Regions from separate parts of the Homo sapiens genome. Here all the other regions are linked to region 2. The links are chromatin contacts, found by Hi-C or POLR2A ChIA-PET in ENCODE. All regions are on one chromosome and are shown on one strand. The core of a region is the stretch at or near the end of the contact, and the rest is flanking DNA. Distances in the headings are between cores, read along the strand shown.

The links. Hi-C counts contacts between places; a loop is a spot of excess contacts on that map. ChIA-PET counts read pairs that join two places held with the same protein, here RNA polymerase II (POLR2A). Pooled maps may share reads with other maps.
Region 1: a loop to region 2 is called in a pooled map, with 7 times the contacts of the local background. The contact joins two enhancer-like sites. A Hi-C loop is called at or near these places in 3 of 37 single-sample maps with no recorded cell type and 3 of 50 pooled maps.
Region 3: a pooled map shows a loop between it and region 2 (4-fold over the local background). The contact joins two enhancer-like sites. A Hi-C loop is called at or near these places in 17 of 37 single-sample maps with no recorded cell type and 8 of 50 pooled maps. POLR2A ChIA-PET finds 5 or more read pairs at or near these places in 2 of 52 experiments (CD8-positive, alpha-beta memory T cell and activated naive CD4-positive, alpha-beta T cell).
Region 4: a loop to region 2 is called in a map with no recorded cell type, with 15 times the contacts of the local background. The contact joins the promoter of CD58 here to the enhancer-like site in region 2. A Hi-C loop is called at or near these places in 11 of 37 single-sample maps with no recorded cell type and 7 of 50 pooled maps. POLR2A ChIA-PET finds 5 or more read pairs at or near these places in 1 of 52 experiments (activated CD4-positive, alpha-beta T cell).

Annotation. Positions count from the first base shown.
Region 1 is chr1:118,912,155-118,916,611 of GRCh38, reverse strand. TBX15 (T-box transcription factor 15) reads left to right here. Exons shown (of 8, transcript NM_001330677.2): 6 at 2,433-2,497. Among named protein-coding and RNA genes, the nearest start is that of TBX15, 74 kb to the left of the region's middle. Within about 2 kb of position 2,136, at least 2 of the 41 ENCODE cell types and tissues checked have a DNase peak (open chromatin) inside an H3K27ac peak, as active enhancers do.
Region 2 is chr1:117,652,165-117,656,260 of GRCh38, reverse strand. No RefSeq gene overlaps it. Among named protein-coding and RNA genes, the nearest start is that of TENT5C, 48 kb to the right of the region's middle. RefSeq lists enhancers at 1-50, 201-270, 1,089-1,248. Within about 2 kb of position 2,065, at least 11 of the 41 ENCODE cell types and tissues checked have a DNase peak (open chromatin) inside an H3K27ac peak, as active enhancers do.
Region 3 is chr1:116,537,279-116,541,493 of GRCh38, reverse strand. All of the region lies in intron 2 of CD58 (CD58 molecule), which reads left to right. Among named protein-coding and RNA genes, the nearest start is that of MIR548AC, 21 kb to the left of the region's middle. RefSeq lists an enhancer at 2,839-2,908. Within about 2 kb of position 1,318, at least 2 of the 41 ENCODE cell types and tissues checked have a DNase peak (open chromatin) inside an H3K27ac peak, as active enhancers do.
Region 4 is chr1:116,569,063-116,573,247 of GRCh38, reverse strand. CD58 (CD58 molecule) reads left to right here and starts at 2,222. Exons shown (of 6, transcript NM_001779.3): 1 at 2,222-2,345. The coding sequence starts at 2,276. LOC124904385 (a long non-coding RNA gene) reads right to left here and starts at 2,273. Exons shown (of 2, transcript XR_007066497.1): 1 at 2,195-2,273. RefSeq lists silencers at 2,021-2,480, 2,551-2,620 and an enhancer at 3,091-3,150.

The DNA.
Region 1 (4,457 bases), core at 887-3,386, 1.3 Mb before region 2:
GATTGCAGGCATGAGCCACCACGCTTGGCCTCTTGACTTTTTAATAATCGCCATTTCTGACTGGCGTGAGATGGTATCTCATTGTGGTTTTGATTTGCATTTCTCTAATGATCAGTGATGTTGAGCTTTTTTTCATGTGTTTCTTGGCCACATAAATGTCTTCTTTTGTGAAGTGTCTGTTCATATCCTGTGTTACATAGTGCCTTTCTTAAGAAATGCTTCCTTTGTCCTTTTTCCTTCTCTTGTGTTTTCATTAAAATCCTACACATCTTTCAAGGCCTAGCTCACATGCTGTCTCTAACATGAAACCCCAGAGCCCTTCAACATGGAGTAATTCCTACTTCGTCTAAGCTTTCAGGGTACTTTGCCTTTATTGTGAACTTTATGACCTTCTTTTTTATATTGTAATTGTTAGTGCACATCTGCTTCTTTCTTCTGGATTATAAGCTCCTTGAGGAAAAATGGATGACACACAGCTATACACTGGCTGTACACCATTCTGTCACCTGTGTTGCTTGTCACACTGCTTTGCACACAGAAGGCACTTGATGATAAATGATAAGTGGCACAACCACTCTCTTCATAAAGCTCCCTAATTCTCACATTAAAAGCTTTAAAACAAGTGTACAGATATTGTTTTTTTCTAACACTTGAGACATTTGCTATTAAATTTCCATGCATACCCATTGGCCTGGGATCCAATGAGCTGTGGGAAATATATTTTTAACCATTTCCCCCGGGCCCATGAAGTAGAGTGCTGTTATATTTACAGGGGTCTGTGGAGACCCCCAAAACATGGTATCACAGTCATGTGTCAGAAATCCCTATCATAAATGAGTTGGACAGGATAAACCAACTTGAAAGAGAAAATAAAATATTATAACTCCAACTTGAAAAGAAAATATGGTGCATGGTTTATTGCTGTGGATTATGGAGGAAGAAAGAACTGATTTTCGGTCAAACACAGAAAAGCAGTGACACTCTTTAAACTCAATACAGTATTCATATGGCAGACACTCGACTTTAGAAAGCCAAACCTTTAGACTCCTGCTATGGTCTATAAAATACATGTAAAATTGCTTTTGCTACATTGTTGGTGCTGCATAATTAGTGTGCAATTTTAAAGGCAAGGAATATTTAGGAAGAAAATAACCTTGAAGCCTGGAAGACTCTTTCAAGTCAGAGTCTGTTTGTCAGAATCTCACATTGCTTTGAAAGACCTTTAAAGACTGCGGTCTTGGGAAATTCCACTCTGATAAAATGAGGTGAAAGAGAACTAGGAAAGATTTGCAATGTAGGAAACAACTTTAGCTGTCCTAGTGATACGTTCTACAATTATCAAAAATATGAAGATGGTCTTAAATAATGAGATTCCCTTATTTCTAGAATCACCTTGCATTGGGAGTGCCTTCCTTCCTTCCTGAGCTCCCTAGCACCTATGCCTAAGTCTCCATTGCTTGCATGTAGTGAGTCATTAACAATTCAGACACAAAGGTACCAAGGCTGAAAGTGGAAACACTAGAGTGCATGTGACATATGTTGTTCAGGCTTGTTCTAGTCTACAGGCATGAGGGCAATATATACAACCATGGCAGGGTTTGCCAGAACTAAGATAGGATGCAATGGATGGGGACTTATGCATTGAGTGGGGGTTGAACCACATGGCCCCTGAGGACCAAGCTGGTGACACAATTGGATGTGCTAGCTTGGTCAGCCTTATGAAACTGGCTCTTTGTTTCTGATTTGCTTGTGAGTCTTGGAGACTGGATAACATGTACTGCATCCTGCCCCATTCAGTCTCACATTGTAGATTTTCCTTTGGGTAAGACCCTGGCAAAAGTCTGCTTTTTCTGTCTTCTACATGAACATTTCAAGTCATTAAATGAATAATTTCTAGTGGTAGGAAAGGCATGCCTTCAGTGAAATGGCAAATGCAGTCAATTTTTTGGGTCTTTCAGGCTAAGGCAGATTGTCTTGTGGTCTGATTCCACCTAACTGAATTGACTGAGTCCATTATTAATTATTAACTCACTTACACATCATTTGTTTACTCACTCATTCAACAAGCATTTTTTAAGTGCCTCCCGTGTGTCATGTACCATGGACGTGACCATTGACCAATTTTCCATTTCAATATCTGTCTAGGCAAGTGATTTACCACCACTCTGGGGCAAGGAAGGTGAGTAGGAGAGAGTTTTTAGAGTCACATACTGGGCAAATTTTAGTTTTTATAGAGAAGTGAGTCGGGTGGGTCAGACATCTGTGTGCCAGGCCAAGTTCTATATCCAGCTTCAAATTAAATCTTGAGCTGAAAGGAAATTAAATAAAAGCAACAACTGTTATTAAAAAAGTGATTTTTGTAATTTTCTAGGAGTACTAAGAAAGAAATCAGTTAATATAAAAGCAATTCATACTTATTTGTTTGTTTCCAGATTACCAGATTAAAAATTGACCGAAACCCTTTTGCTAAAGGATTCAGAGATTCTGGGAGAAACAGGTAAGAATCACTGGGGAAGAGGCACTTCTTTTCTATGTGACATTACTTCCCTCACATCCTGCTGATGGTTGATGGCTCCTGCCTTTTAGAAAACACCTGTATGCTCCGCCACTGTGTACACTTCGGCAAAGAGAAATGGATAGCTAACGTAAGAATCAAATTCTTTGTTGCATAGTCTAAATCACCAGATCAAATCCCTCATGCTGTTTTCTTCCCCACATCATATTTAGTAATTGAGTCACTTAAAACAAATTTTATGGTAATTTATTATCATTAAAAGATTGCCATTTTTCTCTGATAAGTATCTATAGGTGGCTTCAGCACCTGCAGTGATATCTCATATATTTCTCATTCCCAGGAAACAAGGAGTTGTAGACAAATAACATTTTTTCAGAAAATTACTACCTTAAGAGCTAAAACAGTGTGAAAAAAAATGTAACTGTTTTTCTCCTGGGAAATAGTTCCAAAATATATCAGATGCTTCCTGCTTTAGAAAAGAGAGTTTACAGAACACCCCTTTCTTGATGACTTAGCCTCAGTCACTATGACTAGGTTATTATATAGTGAATCTCTTATTGCTGAAGTTTATAGGACCATTTGCTCCTGCTATAAATGTCCTTAGAGACTGTGTCATTTCTCTTGTTGATACTTCTTTCTTTTCTCGAAATTCTTTCTCACTCCTCCTATATAAAATTAAAAGCTGTTACCTATGGAAAGTTAGGAGAGAATCAAAATGGGTAGGGAAACCAGCTATATCTAAGATTATTCAATCAGAAAATTTCATCTTGTATAGACAGTATTGAATCCACAAATGTGACACATCTGTCTCATAAGTGCGTAGGCTTTGCAATGACTGTTTATTTTAATAGATTTTTTTTTTTTATAGTTTGAGGGCATTTATTTACATTCAAATGACAGATTACCAGGGGTTATCTTTGGTATTCTGTCTGTAAGAATTTTCAAATAAACCAAAAACTTTTATTTCAAACCATTTTGTGAAATGTGCAGTACATTATATTAAAATCCAGATTTATGCTAAAAATCAGTTATGGCAATCATTTTCTTTACAAAATGACTTATGAATCACTTCTCTACTAAACTTATGTATATTTAAAATATATTTAGATTTGAATAAAATGGTATTCACCTCAGAATTTTTAAAAATTGTATGTACTGAGAAAAGTAAAAATCACTCAAAATTCCAGCTTGTAGACAACAAAATTGAGCAATATATTTTTGGTCAAGCAACTACTTGTTAGTGGTAGAGCGTAGTAGAACTCAGGCTTATGGACTACATGTCAAATGCTCTCCTTTTGATCATTCTTTGTTTATAACAAGACAAAGGCCGTCATTTTCAAAATTTAGCCAGTGAGGAATGAATACCTACTACTTTCATTTCAGATGGCCCATCCTCTTCCTTCCCATTAGCTTATTTTACATGTCCAGGTCAGCAGAATGTGCTTGCAAGCCATTTCCTATTGCCTTTTTTTCCAAGGTTCTGCACTATGGGCTAACAGAAGACCTTGTTAGTGATAAGGAGATCAAAAATGAAGCTAGCCTTTTGTAAAGAAGCCTCTAGACCTGTCTTGGTGGTGATTCTTTGGGGCAGGACTTTCATGACAGGCTATTTCTGGAGGTAGGCCATGGCATGCAAGGGCTTTTAAGACCTTCAGCTTGAAGTACATGGATAGATTTTTCAGGGGTTCCAGATATTGTAGGTAAAATTGTGTTTGAATGAATAGATGCACATTTTTCCTGGAGAGAGGTCTATATCTTTCTTCAGATTTTCAAAAAGTCTTAAAGTTAAGAATTTCTGCTCTAGATACAACTCTCTCTCTCTCTCAAGGGTTCCAACCTACTGGTGTTAGTTATTAAACTATTTCTTTCTTTTTCCTTCCTTCTGTATCTCCAATAGCATTTAGTATTTGCTTATTTTATTCTTGGCACTTGAAATATTTTA
Region 2 (4,096 bases), core at 816-3,315:
AGAGCTGACGCAGCACAGTGCTTCAGAGCCTGGGCTCTCAAGGTTCCAGCTGAGGTCCAGCTTCAAATTCTGCCTCTAGCTCTTGGGGCCTCTGGGTCCTGAGAAGTGCCCAGCCCCTGTGTGCCCATTGCCTCATCTCGCACGTGAGGAGGGTAACCATTCCCAGCCAAGAGCTACTATAAGTATTAAATTCCAAAAGCAGGAAAAGTGCCCTGCACAGCACTTGGCACCCAGGGGGTTCCCTTTGCTCTTACTACTGAATTGTCCAGCATGCCCCAACCCATGGCAGGCGCTCAGTAACTCTGATTTCCTTCCATCCTTCCTTTTCTATGTGGTCAGAAGAGTGGTGTGACAGAGAGGCCCGGTGCTGGGAATCCACGTTTGCCCTGCTGCCAACTTGCTGTGTGGCTTTGCGCAGCTCACACAAATGTTGTAGATCACTAAAATGTTGCTTATAAAATGAAGGGGTTAGTCTAGATTCAGTGTTCCAAAACCCTGAAGGAACAAACTCTGATGTGATGAGAATCTCTCAGGAACCTGGTAAAACATCCAGCTTCTTGAGAAGATTTTTAGAGATTCCCTTAGAATTCTGGAGACCTGGAATGGGCTGAGGTTAGAATTTGTCTTTTAAATGGGTACTTTGGGCGATTCTTGACATTAAGGTGGTCAAGAGCTCAATGAGCTCGAAGGTCCTTTAGAGCTGTAAAGTCCTGAATGCTCTGGTCCCACAATCCACATCAAGTGTGTGTGTGTGTGCGTGTGTGTGTGCACGCGTGTGCGCGTGTGTGTATATGTTTTGAGAGGGAGAGAAGTTGTGTCTCCGGACTGATTTAACTGTCAACTGGGCACTCGATTTCAAAAAGATTTGAGGCTGTTAGCTTGACGTTGCATGATCATCTCACGTCCTGGCAGCCAATCTGCAGGGGTGAGCTGTTTGTCGCTTTCTCCTGACTCATGTTTGCTTATCTCCAGAAAACTCTGCACCTTCCAAACGGGCACTGCCCCAGGGCCTGCAGCTGGAGTGTCCCAGGCAGCCATTCTCGTAGGCAGCGCTTTCACAATTTTCTAGAAAATTCACCATTTTCCCAGCCCCACTCAGCATGGGTAGGGGCTCCACCAGGCCATGTGTGAGGGAGTCAGCAGCCAGAATGTGGAGCCCAGAGGCGGGAGGGGGCAGGGGCACACACCAGAGGCAAGAGGCTGAGCTGGTAGGGGTGGTAAGAGCACTTGTCTTTGGAATCAGAAGCCTACTCCCTGAGTCCCAGATCTGCCAATTACAAATTGCATGCCTTGGGCAAATTACTTTACATGTCCAAGTCTCAGTTTCATCATCTATAAATTATCTGTGCAGAAGGCACTTCTGAGAGTTCAATGAGATCATGGCCAGCCTGTATAGTAAATAGTGAAACTGACCCAGCTCACAAGTGGTTACCATCTCCATACAGCATTGTTTCCCAGTTCTCTTGAAAGCTACACCTGCGTACCACCAAGTTTCTAGACTAAACCCAGTTTTTTTCAGACACATAGACTGTGGAAATGCAAATACTGTAACATCCGGAGAGCACTGTAAGTTACCCTCCCTTCCTGCCTGTTTTCAGCCTTATCAGTAAAATCACTGAATCCCCTAGGCCTCAGTGCCCAGCCTCAGGGTTTGTTGAGAGAGGGAAGACCCAGAGGGCAAGGGTAAAGATTGACCCAGAGACTCAGAGGGTAACAGAGCTGTCCTGGGCTCAGGGAGCTGCAGGTGGGCTCTGCAGGGCATTGACCGTGTGCTTGTGCACCTCTGGGTGTGTGTGTGCTTTCCTTTGTATGTAATTAGTTGTAAATGCACATATTGGTATGTGTGTGTAGCAGGTGTCCACACTGTCTGGGTGTATGTGACCCTACAGAGTATTTTTTCTCCAGAAGTCTCCTCCCTAGCTCATCGAATTGAAGCCCACACACTAAAAACGGGAGGCTGTGGTTTTGATTCTGGCTGTCCCCTAGTCCCTGCCTATCAGGCTACACGTGGGGACTGCAGGCCCCGTGGGTGGCTGAGGAAATGAGTGGGTGAGTGGGCCTCGTTGTGGGTACTCCGCTGCCTCTGCCAAGCTCCCTAGCCTCCTCCCCCTCCCCCTTCAATTCAACAAGGCTCTCACTTGCATTATTCCGTGAAGCCTTATGAGAAACCTGTACAGACACTAGCATTAAAGAGCCAAAGATTGCCAGAGCCGAAAGAGATCTTAGAGATACATAGTCCTACTTCCTACTACAGAGGAGGAAACTCTAAAGCACAGAGAGGTGAAGTGACTTGCCCAAGGTCACACAGCCAGTTGCTGGTATTCTCCTTTATTCATGGACGAGCATTTGTTTGCATTCCTGCTATGCATCTGGAACTGTGCCAGGTGCTGGAGAAGATGCCAGGAAGCCTAACTCAGGTCAGGAGCCAGAGGAATTATTTAGGAAATGACATTTAAGCCATCACTTCCCAGAAGGGTGACTGACAACAACTAAGTCGGAAGAAAGGCCCACGCAGGGGAAACTCTGCAGGGAAGGGCTCCGAGGTTTGAAAGAGCTTCACATGTTCAAGGAGGACAGGAGCGAGGGTGTGAGGATGGGGAGATAAGTAGAGGCCAACTCGTGCAGGGAATGTGAATGTTATCCCACACACTGAGGGAACATGTAAGCTGGGGAGGGCAATAGTTTTAAAAGACCATTTTTCAAGAAGACACTGGCGGGAGCAGGAGCAGAAGTAGAGATGAGCTCTGTGCTGTTCCTCCTGTGCTGTCACAGGCAGGCACAACCTCACTACACCTCACAACAGCCCTAGGAGGGGTGCTGTGTGCCCTCTTCTTCCAAGAGGCCAGGGCCTGCCTAGATGCCGCTCAGCTGGCAACCTGTGGAGCCAGCACTCCAATTTCACACTTTTGCCTGCTAAGCCTTAGTCCCTTTTCTTTAAATTGTCTCCCATTTACTCTTCAGCCCCCTGGGATAGGGCTTTGTCTCCTCTGCTCCCTGCACCTGACTCTACAAAGTCACAGTGATGTGCGGCATCCATTCGCCTGTCTGTACAGGACTTGATGCTGCCAACCGCTCCTCCCCTGGCTCCTAGGACATTGCATTGTCCTGGTTCTCCACCCGCCTCTCTGTCCACTCCTCAGCCTTCTCCGGTTTTTCCACCTTTGCTAATTCTTCCTGGATAGATGCTCCTCAAGGAATCTGTCCTGGCTGACTCTTGCTTGCTTGGGTGCTTTACACCACAGAGGAGGCTCCAGTTACCATCTCCTCACTGTGATTCCCAGTTGTCCATCCCTAGCCGGCCTCCTGGTCTGGAGCTCTGAAACTATACTGGTAATTATCTGCATCCTCTTCTGGAAATCAGCATGACCAAAGACCCCAGACCTTCTATCCATGTTTTCTTCTCTTGGTTAATGACATCACCGTCTACCAAATTTCCCACTGCAGAAACGTATTCCCACGCCTCTCCCTACACATCATTTCTTCCACATCTAATCTGTCATATGTCATCCAATATTACTTTCTAAATCCTTTTTCAGTCTTTCTTTCCCATCCCTATGGCTACTACCCTAATTCATGTCCTATCAACCTCCTTGGCAAGGTATACAGGGCCCCAGGGGTGAAACTAGGATGAAGGGGCCTATGCCCATTCATCATGGCCTGTCATAACAGGAAGCCAACTCAGAGGCATCAGGCCTTCTTCCAGAGAAAGAATGTCATCTCTGTGCAGGGGTGGCTAAGAGAAGGCCAGCTCTCCCTAACCCAATGAGACCAGCATGTGGGTTTGCACAAATCTGTCCTGGGTAGGTCTCCCTGCCCCTCTCTCTCACCAATATGGCACTTCCCTCCCCAAAGGGACCCATCACTGCCAGCCATGCCCCATCACATATTCACACAACTCACGGTTGCTTAACCTGGTGGACAGATTCTAAGATGGCTCTCAATGCTCCCTGCCTCCTGGCATGTAGGTCCCTTTGTCTGTCTCTCTGTTGACTGTGGGCAGGACCTATGACTTGCTTTTAACCAAAAGAACACTGCAAAGGTGGTAGGATGTCATTTCCGTAATTATATTACATGAATTATAATTTCAATCTTACTG
Region 3 (4,215 bases), core at 69-2,568, 1.1 Mb after region 2:
AAAACAGAAGTCAGATCATGTCACTCATCTGTGTGGAACTTTCTAATGGCCCCATCTAACTCTGTTAAAGCTAAAATGTGTAAAGCGACTTGCAAGGCTATGTGAGGTCTGACCCCTGTGGACTCTATTTAGACAAATACAGCTTGCTAAGATGTCAAAGTATCCTCTTAGAAGATTTCCTTGAAAAAGTAGAATCTTTGAAACATGGACATTGGGGATCTGATAATTTATAGATAGGGCCAACAAACAAGAGGATTGAGTCAGAATTTAGATCACACATTTTAAGAGCCCTTTTTATAGAGTTTGTAAAACTAATTCAAAACATTTGAATAAATTTCTCCTCTTAAACTTGATGAACTGTTTTAAAATAATTTAAAATATTCTAGGCCGGGCATTGTGGCTCAAGGCTATAATCCCAGCACTTTGTGAGGCTGAGGAGGGAGGGTTGCTTAAGCCCAGTAGTTCAAGACCATCCTAGGCAACATAGCAAGACTCCATCTCTACAAAAATAAAATAATTAACCAGGCATGGTGGTGCATGCCTGTAGTCCCAGCTACTCAAGAGGCTGAGGTGGGAGGATCCCTTGAGCCCAGGAGGCTGAGGCTGCAGTGAGCCATGATTGCACCTCTGCACTCCAGTCTGGGTGACAGACCAAGACCCTGCCTCAAAATAACTAGCTAAATAAATTAATTAAATAAAATATTCTATGGCACCTCAGCAAAGGTATGGTTTTGTTAGTCAGACCAACTGGATAGACCTTAGGAAGCCTGCAGAGGAGTAAAGTACAGGGGAGGTGAGTTTTGATCAGGAGGCAGTGATATTGATAGTATTGAGTGTGGGACTTAAAGTCCTGGTTTGAGAGTCTGGACATCAGCTTGTAGCAGTGGGGAGCCATTGTGTCCTATACTGGAGCAAGGAAGTGACTTGATAAAATACATTTTTGGAAGATTAATGTGATGGTGCATACTTATGATGGATTAAAGAGAGGAGATGTCAAGTTAGAAGCTACTATCATCCAGGTAGATAGAGGGTCCAAGAAAGAGTCTGCAAGATGTAGGTTTTGGTTGTAAAAAGACATAAGATGACTCTAGGTTTCACATCTGCATGATAAAATGATTGGTCATACTATTTTTTTTTTTTTTTAAGAAAAGAGGAAGTCATACTTCCTTGAGGTAATGTTAACACTTGTTTTAGTAACCTGGTAATCTTCTAGAGACACCAGACCTAATAGGAGACTTCCAGTGAGCATATTTTGGACAGGGGGATTTCCTGGCACTTCCTAAATTCAGGGCATCCACTTCCTTCTGTGTGTACATTGAGATCTGGCTTTCCTCCATACCCAAAAGTCCCCTTAAAATTTCTACTTCTGAGGTTTATTAGTCCTTTCCCATCTTTTTATGGACCTTCATCACATCTCAGATGATGATTTTTATGTAAGTAGAATTAACTGCCCTGTCCTTAACTGGGCTGGATTGATACTTGACCTTTACTAAAATTCGTGAAAATATACACATATTTCTATAAAATGTCATCAGATATGTGTAAGAAATTCTCATTTTTTACACAGCAGTGAACTCAATTCATTAATTATAAATTGACTAATTGTCTTAGGGAGGAAGTAGGCACATTTCTTGCCAGTTTAATGCTGCTTAAAGTAGAGGTATAACGAATATTTGTTAGATACAGCTGTGGTAAGTCCCACGGGCAGCAAGAAAATATGAAAGATTTATAGAAGGAAAAGATCTGAGGTGTAGAAACTGTGATCTAGGTGCTGCAGAAAGGCTTGCACACTTTTAGATGAGTTGGATAGGCACTTCTACCTTTGCCATCTGGCAACTGTTGTGTAATGAGATAGCCAGAAAGAGCTTCTACCTAGTCAAGGGAGTTCTAGCAACTTAGAAGATAATACTAACACTTCTTCATGTTTCCCCTGAAATTACTTTCATATTCTGTTTTTTTTCTTTTCTTTTCTTTTCTTTTCTTTTTTACAAACCCTGCATGTGGCACTCAGTCATATTCTGTTTGACCTTTACAGTGACCTGATACAGCATTCCCTTTCACAGATGAAAATAAGACAGTTTAGGAGTCCGTTTCTCTGTAAGTAGAACAAGAGACCTGGATGGATGCTTTCTTAAAACTCTTCCAGCTCCTAAAAGGACTGTGGCCCCAGGTCACACAGCAGGCCAAGGCTAAGGCTTGATCAAACCTCCCAACTCCTACTCAGTGACTCTTCTCATCATATCACATACCCTCCGGGGAGCCTCGGCTTCCTGGAGTTGGAAACTCACAGCCAATGGCCGTGTGCTCTATTACAGCTAGCATTTGTTAAGTACTTACTCTGTGCAGGCACTACATGTTAATTCATATGTTGATTATTATCTGTGTTAACTCATTTAATCTCATTACAGTCTGATAGAGTAAGTACTATTTGTGTCCTTATTGTAGAGAGGAGGAAACCTAGACACAAGGTGATTTAAGTAACTTGCCCAATGTCAAATGGCTCTTAGTCATGAAGCTGGGATATGCACTCAGGCAGCTGGGCTTCTGAGTCCATGCTAAACACCATACTGTACCTCTTTGGAGATAGCGGGTAGAAGAATTTACATTTTATTTGAAGACTGTCTCTCTGAATCTATCCTTCTATCCATCTGTCTCCCCATCTGTCCTGTACTGCTTGTGAGGAGCCATCTGTGTGCCTTGCATTATGTCATGTGCTGTGGTTGAAAGGTGAGTCATACCTAGTCTTTGCCCTCCAAAGATACACAGTCTCTGGGGCTGATGATGCACCTCTGTTCAGTTCAGAAAGTGCTGGATGAAAGACTAGACATTGGCAGAGCTAGATCAATACATTAGAATCTGCAACAGAACAAACAGGCCACATACATCAGAAGCACCTGGGATGGTGGGGCTCAGGAATCTGTATTTTTAACAAGCACCCTTGGTGATTCTTAGGCACCTTAAAATTTGAGAAATGCTTCAAAGGACCATTTCTAAGGAGGTAGAAAGCTTGGTTTTCTGCCCCTGAGAAATGCCCAGCCTAGTTACAGAGGCAGGCATAAGTATATGAAATACTGAGAACAGGCATTTTTGAACTATTCTGGGGATGCATGTTCCTTGGAAGTCCCCTGAGGGCTGCTATGGGGTGGGGTGGGCAAAAGGGACCAGAGGAAGTTAGGAGAGCAGGGCTCTAGGCTTTCAATTTTGAGTCAACTAGAGCAACTTCTTATCCATTGGATTGGATTGCCACTGAAGATTTAATTCTGAGAAATTCCACTGCTTAAAAGATGATTAAAAGTCTTTTTAATTAAAGAAAATCTTAAGGAAGTATGTAAGGACTTGTGTGAGCTAGATTAAACTTAAAAACTAGGAAGCCCCAAGTAGAAAGGGAAGTCAGTGTGTGACTCTGGTTTCTACCAAGGCAGGCTGGGTACTTTATTTAACTGAGCGAGAAGGAATTCAGGAGGAGGAGAAGATGGGGGAACCATTAAATGCTTTTATTTTTCAGATTATAATTGGAGCATAAGCATTAACTTGTCTTAGAAAACATCATTTTAAATGACAACATAGTATTCCATTATCTTGGTGAACCTAAATTTACTTAAATGCTCTTTTTAGTAGACGTTTATAATGTATCAATACTTTATTATCCCAGTGCTACCATGACCATTGTTGTATATTACATATGTTTTTGCATGTTTCCTCAGGCCTCTTATGATTAATTGCTGGAGGGTAGCTGAGACGCAAGAAGGCATATGAATTAACAAATAAATGACTCATAGGACAAAGTAATTAGCCTTGAGGCTTTTAAAGGGCAACAATGGCAGAATGTGACATGTTAGTGTCTTAACTCATCCTTGTAGGTCCATGCTGCCTTAGCCAATAGGAGGCACTTCCTAGAAGAAGGGTGGGAGTGAGGCCTCTGGACAGGCAGGTCTGTGACACATGCTGCTCCCTGCACTGCCTATTAACAGGTCCAGCCCAACCAATAGGCAGGGCCCGACAAGGCTCTGTGTAGCTCCACCTTTCACAAAATGTATTGAGTCAGATGTATTATGGACTTTCCTTTCACAAAATGCTTTGAGTCAGACGTGTTATGGAATTAAAATTTTTTTTTACATTTTGGAAAGGTAATACAAAGTATTTCCTCTGCATATTAAGCACCCCACTTAATTATGGGGAGCACCCTATGGGTCAAGCATAGGAACAAGTATTTAC
Region 4 (4,185 bases), core at 973-3,472, 1.1 Mb after region 2:
AAGGTTTGGCAGAAACGAGAGTCAAGACACCAGAGAGTGGCATGCTAGGAAGAACAGCCCCGGCCTCTTCAGCTGCCCTCTTTTCTTACTTTCTCATCCATGATTATCTACAGTGACAAGAAGATAAAACTGGACCTTGCAATACTAGTCACAGCATGAAAAATACATCCACCCCTCCTTTTGATAGCAGGTTCTCAGTATGTAAAGGGAATCTTTTTGGCTGCCTGCTTAACGCATTGCAGGTCCAGCATTCCTGAGCTGCTTTTGATTCATAAAATTAACCAGGCATTTGAGGGCTTCTAAAAGTGCTTGATGGACAGCATTTCTCTCAATGAAAGAGCAGGCACTGCTCCTTGGTCAAAGGAGAGTCCAACCAAGGAAGCCTAATGAGTTATTCCTCACCCAATACCTGGAGACCATGACCTGGGGGTGAGGGGCTTCCCCAGCCCCATGTGACTGGGCTGTTCTTTCCTCAGCCCTGCTCTTAAGGGGCTTAACAGCTCTTGCTGGCAGTCCAAATGGCTGCATAGCTGTCAGTCCAAAAGTCCCATTATCATATCCCGTTCCTGTATGAAGGGATAAGAGTAGAGGCATTGGACATGGCCTCAGCTGGACTCCAAGTTCTGCCCTTTACTGTGTGCCCTGAGTAATTTACCTTCCCCAGGCATCAGTTTCCTCATTTGCAAAAACAACAGCAGCAGTAAGACTAAGTTAATCCAAGCAATGCACTTCACACAGGGCCTGCTCAATAGATGTTTGCTGTCATATCACTTCCCAGCTCAAAAACTTTCTGTGGCTCCCCAGTGTCTGAAGGTCTAACCCCATCCTGCCTTTCTAAGTTGGCCTGAGTTCCTACCAGCCCAGGGCAGAGAACACTTGATTTCCTCATATTTTATGTTACACACTGCCCCTGCCTTGTGTTCCCAGTATCTACAGATGGTAGGGAATATCTCGAGATAGCAGGTTTGTGGTAGAGGGCATTGGTCCCAGAAGTTTCACTGATAGAGATACCTTTTAAGATTTTATGGCTAACTTAAGAAATAATTCATGTCTCTTTGCAATATGGTTCAAGTGTCTTGAGTGACTTCGAGTCCCCACCTGGGGATAATGGAGGTGAAGCAGCAAGAAAGCACATTCCCACTCAGTTTCACAACCTGCACCATGTATGTGTTGGTGGTTATTTGGGCAGCAGGGAGTCCTGTTCATGGAAATGGATTCCTGCTCACATAATAACTAAGAGTTCTGTGAACTCCCTCAGCTGGGCAGGGGCAACTCTGGTGCTTCTGTCTGCAAGAAAGGGGACAGACAGGGAGGCTGATGTGAGGAGCTGGTTCTGGGAATAGGGTCATTTGTTCTGGGATATAGGGATGTGAGGGGAGGGCCAGCTCAATCCAGACTGATGAAGAGCGGGGAGAGTGATGAGTGCCTGCCTCAGCTTGGGCTGGATGGATGTGGGGAGGCTGGGCAGTGAGGGAGATGTGGATCTGACATCTCAGCCTGAGGGAAAGTCCCGGTTGAGATGGGGGAAGACAGAAAAAGAGGAATCTGAGAAGGGAGAAACCAAAGGCTGGAAATCCCAGCTCCGGGGATAAGGGAGTATGGGGACGGGGGAGGCCTGCCTCAGGTAACCCTACGCCTAACAGTTGTCTAAAATGCTCCCTTTCCTTGTCATGTTTGAGGAAAAGTGGTTCAAAGAGGCCGTCTGATGCGGGATCACACAGCGCTGAAGGGATGAGGGGCCCCGGGTGCTCCCGCCCGTCCTGCTGCCTCCTCCGGTGGCTCTCTGGGAGCCACAGCCCCGTCTAGCCACGGAGGGGCCTACAGCACGCCCCAAACGCTAAGGGGAAGCGCGGGAGGTGCGGTAGGAAGGCAGAGAAACCTGGTTTTTAAAACCAAGCCATTTTCAAGGAAAGAATTTCTTACTTTAAAACCTTGGTTTTTAAAACCAAGCCATTTTCAAGGAAAGAATTTCTTACTTAAAAATAGCGTATGGAATGGCGGCGGAATGACGGGAGGGACCGAGCTGGGGGACTGGACGGCGCCCCGGGGACACAGGAAGGAGGCGCGCAGAGCCGAGGCCAGAGGCGCGCCCGGGGAGTGGAAGCGCGAAGACAAACGCGGCGCCGCGGAGGGTGGGGGAGGAAGGGCCGGGGCGGGCCGCCGGCTGCCAGCCCAGGGCGGGGCGGAGCCCTACTTCTGGCCGACCGCGTAGGCGGTGCTTGAACTTAGGGCTGCTTGTGGCTGGGCACTCGCGCAGAGGCCGGCCCGACGAGCCATGGTTGCTGGGAGCGACGCGGGGCGGGCCCTGGGGGTCCTCAGCGTGGTCTGCCTGCTGCACTGCTTTGGTGAGTGAAGCCTGCCCCAGGGGCCCCGCGCCGGCCGGCGGGTACTGGGCAGCACCCAGGCTGGGTGGACGCGCCGGGCTCGAGGCGGTTGCCGATCAGAGACGGGTGGGGACGGGTCGCTGTGGGCCGGGAACAACTCAGCCGTGGGAGCCTTTTCAGGAAGAGAAAGTTGTTATTTCATCGCCAGTGTCCCTCATGGAGTCAGCAAGGAACTGTGTGGCCTTAGGGAAGGACGGGCTCCGGCCCGCTAGCCTCTCCTGCGGGGCCTGCGCCCCCCCGCCGGCCCCCTCCCGAGCTCCAGTGACCAAGTTCCTTCCTGGGCTTCCCCAGTAACGTCGCTGAGCGCTTCAGCGGACTGCAAAATTTTTCCCAGCCGTGAACGCGCCCGGGACGGGGAGCGGGCGCGGATGCCACCTGCTCGAGGGCGACGCCTGCTGCCCTCCCCGCGCGGTGCCGTCCCCGCCCGCGCGGCGTCCGCCGTATCAGCAGAGAGGACTTTTCAGAATCGCCCCACAGCGAGGAGCGGGTAGGCAACTAGGAAGCCCAGTCGGCAGCGGCCTCACGTTGGGATTCCTAAGTGGTGCGACTCCTGCTCCTTTTTCCTCCCCTCAAATCCTAAAAACTAGTATCAGAACTGGTTCCATCCTCTCCGTGTGTTGTCAGCCAAGTCGTCACAACAACCTCAGGAAATAGGTCCCCTTCTTCCCATTTTGCCTCCCCATCCTCCTTCACCCTCCACACATTGGCCCCAGTCAGGCCATAGCAAAACCCCGGGAGTACAGCAGTAACCTCCCAGCGAGTTCAACTGTACTTGAGGGGTTCTCATGGCTGGCTCCTGCACCCCACTGCCAGCCCTCCAGCCCGTCCGTCCGTTTGCTCAGCGTCCGCTGCCTGCCCGGGAGGTGCGCGTGTGCATCTATGGAAGACAGCCAAGGGGGAGGGGTTGAGATAGACTCAAAAGTACCCGCACGATCAGATAAGTCAGTGTTGTAAGAGGCCTGGGCTGGGCGTGGTGGCTTACACCTGTCATCCTAGCACTTTGGGAGGCTGAGGCAGGTGGATCACTTGAGGCCAGGAATCGGAGACCAGCAGGGCCAACACGGTGAAAGATCGGCTCTACAAAAAATACAAAAATTAGCTGAGCGTGGTGGCGCATACCTATAGTCCCAGCTACTCGGAAGGCTGAGGTGGGAGAATCACCTGAGTCCCGGAGGCAGAGGATGCAGTGAGCTGTGATTGTGCCACTGAACTCCAGCCTGGGTGACAGAATATGACCTGTCTCAAAAAAAAAAAAAAAAAAAAAAGGTGAGCTGTGAGGGTACAGAGGGAAGAAGAAGGCAGTCTCTTTTGTGAAATCAAGTGTCTTTTGTGAAGCAGTCTTCATGGGAGGGAGGATATTTGAGCCCAGCCTTCAAGGACTGGTGATGTGTGGACATGTGATAATGTGGGAAAAGATTGCTGAGTGTCCCCTTAGGGAGTCTGGATTCTCTGAGCTGAGAGAGCTTCTCCTGGGCCTTACAGGATCAGGACCATGCGCCTGGGAAGAAGAATCTGTTAGCAACAAAGAGGAAGGCTGCAGTCAGGAGGAATTGGAGGCAGGGAGGCCAGAAGGCCAGGGTGGACTACCATCACAGGGCCCAAATAGCTCTGGGGAGTTCATGTGCGGGTGGCTGGGGAAAAGAAGAGATACAAACAGGGATTAATTGAATGGATGGGGTAACTCTCCTCCAGGCAAGCTGGTCCCTCATTCCCTGGCACCTTGGGTCACTGCTGCCTGTACCTGTGTTCTCCCTTCCACTGCAAACCCAGTTTGCCCAAGCTCCACCTCCAACAGATTATT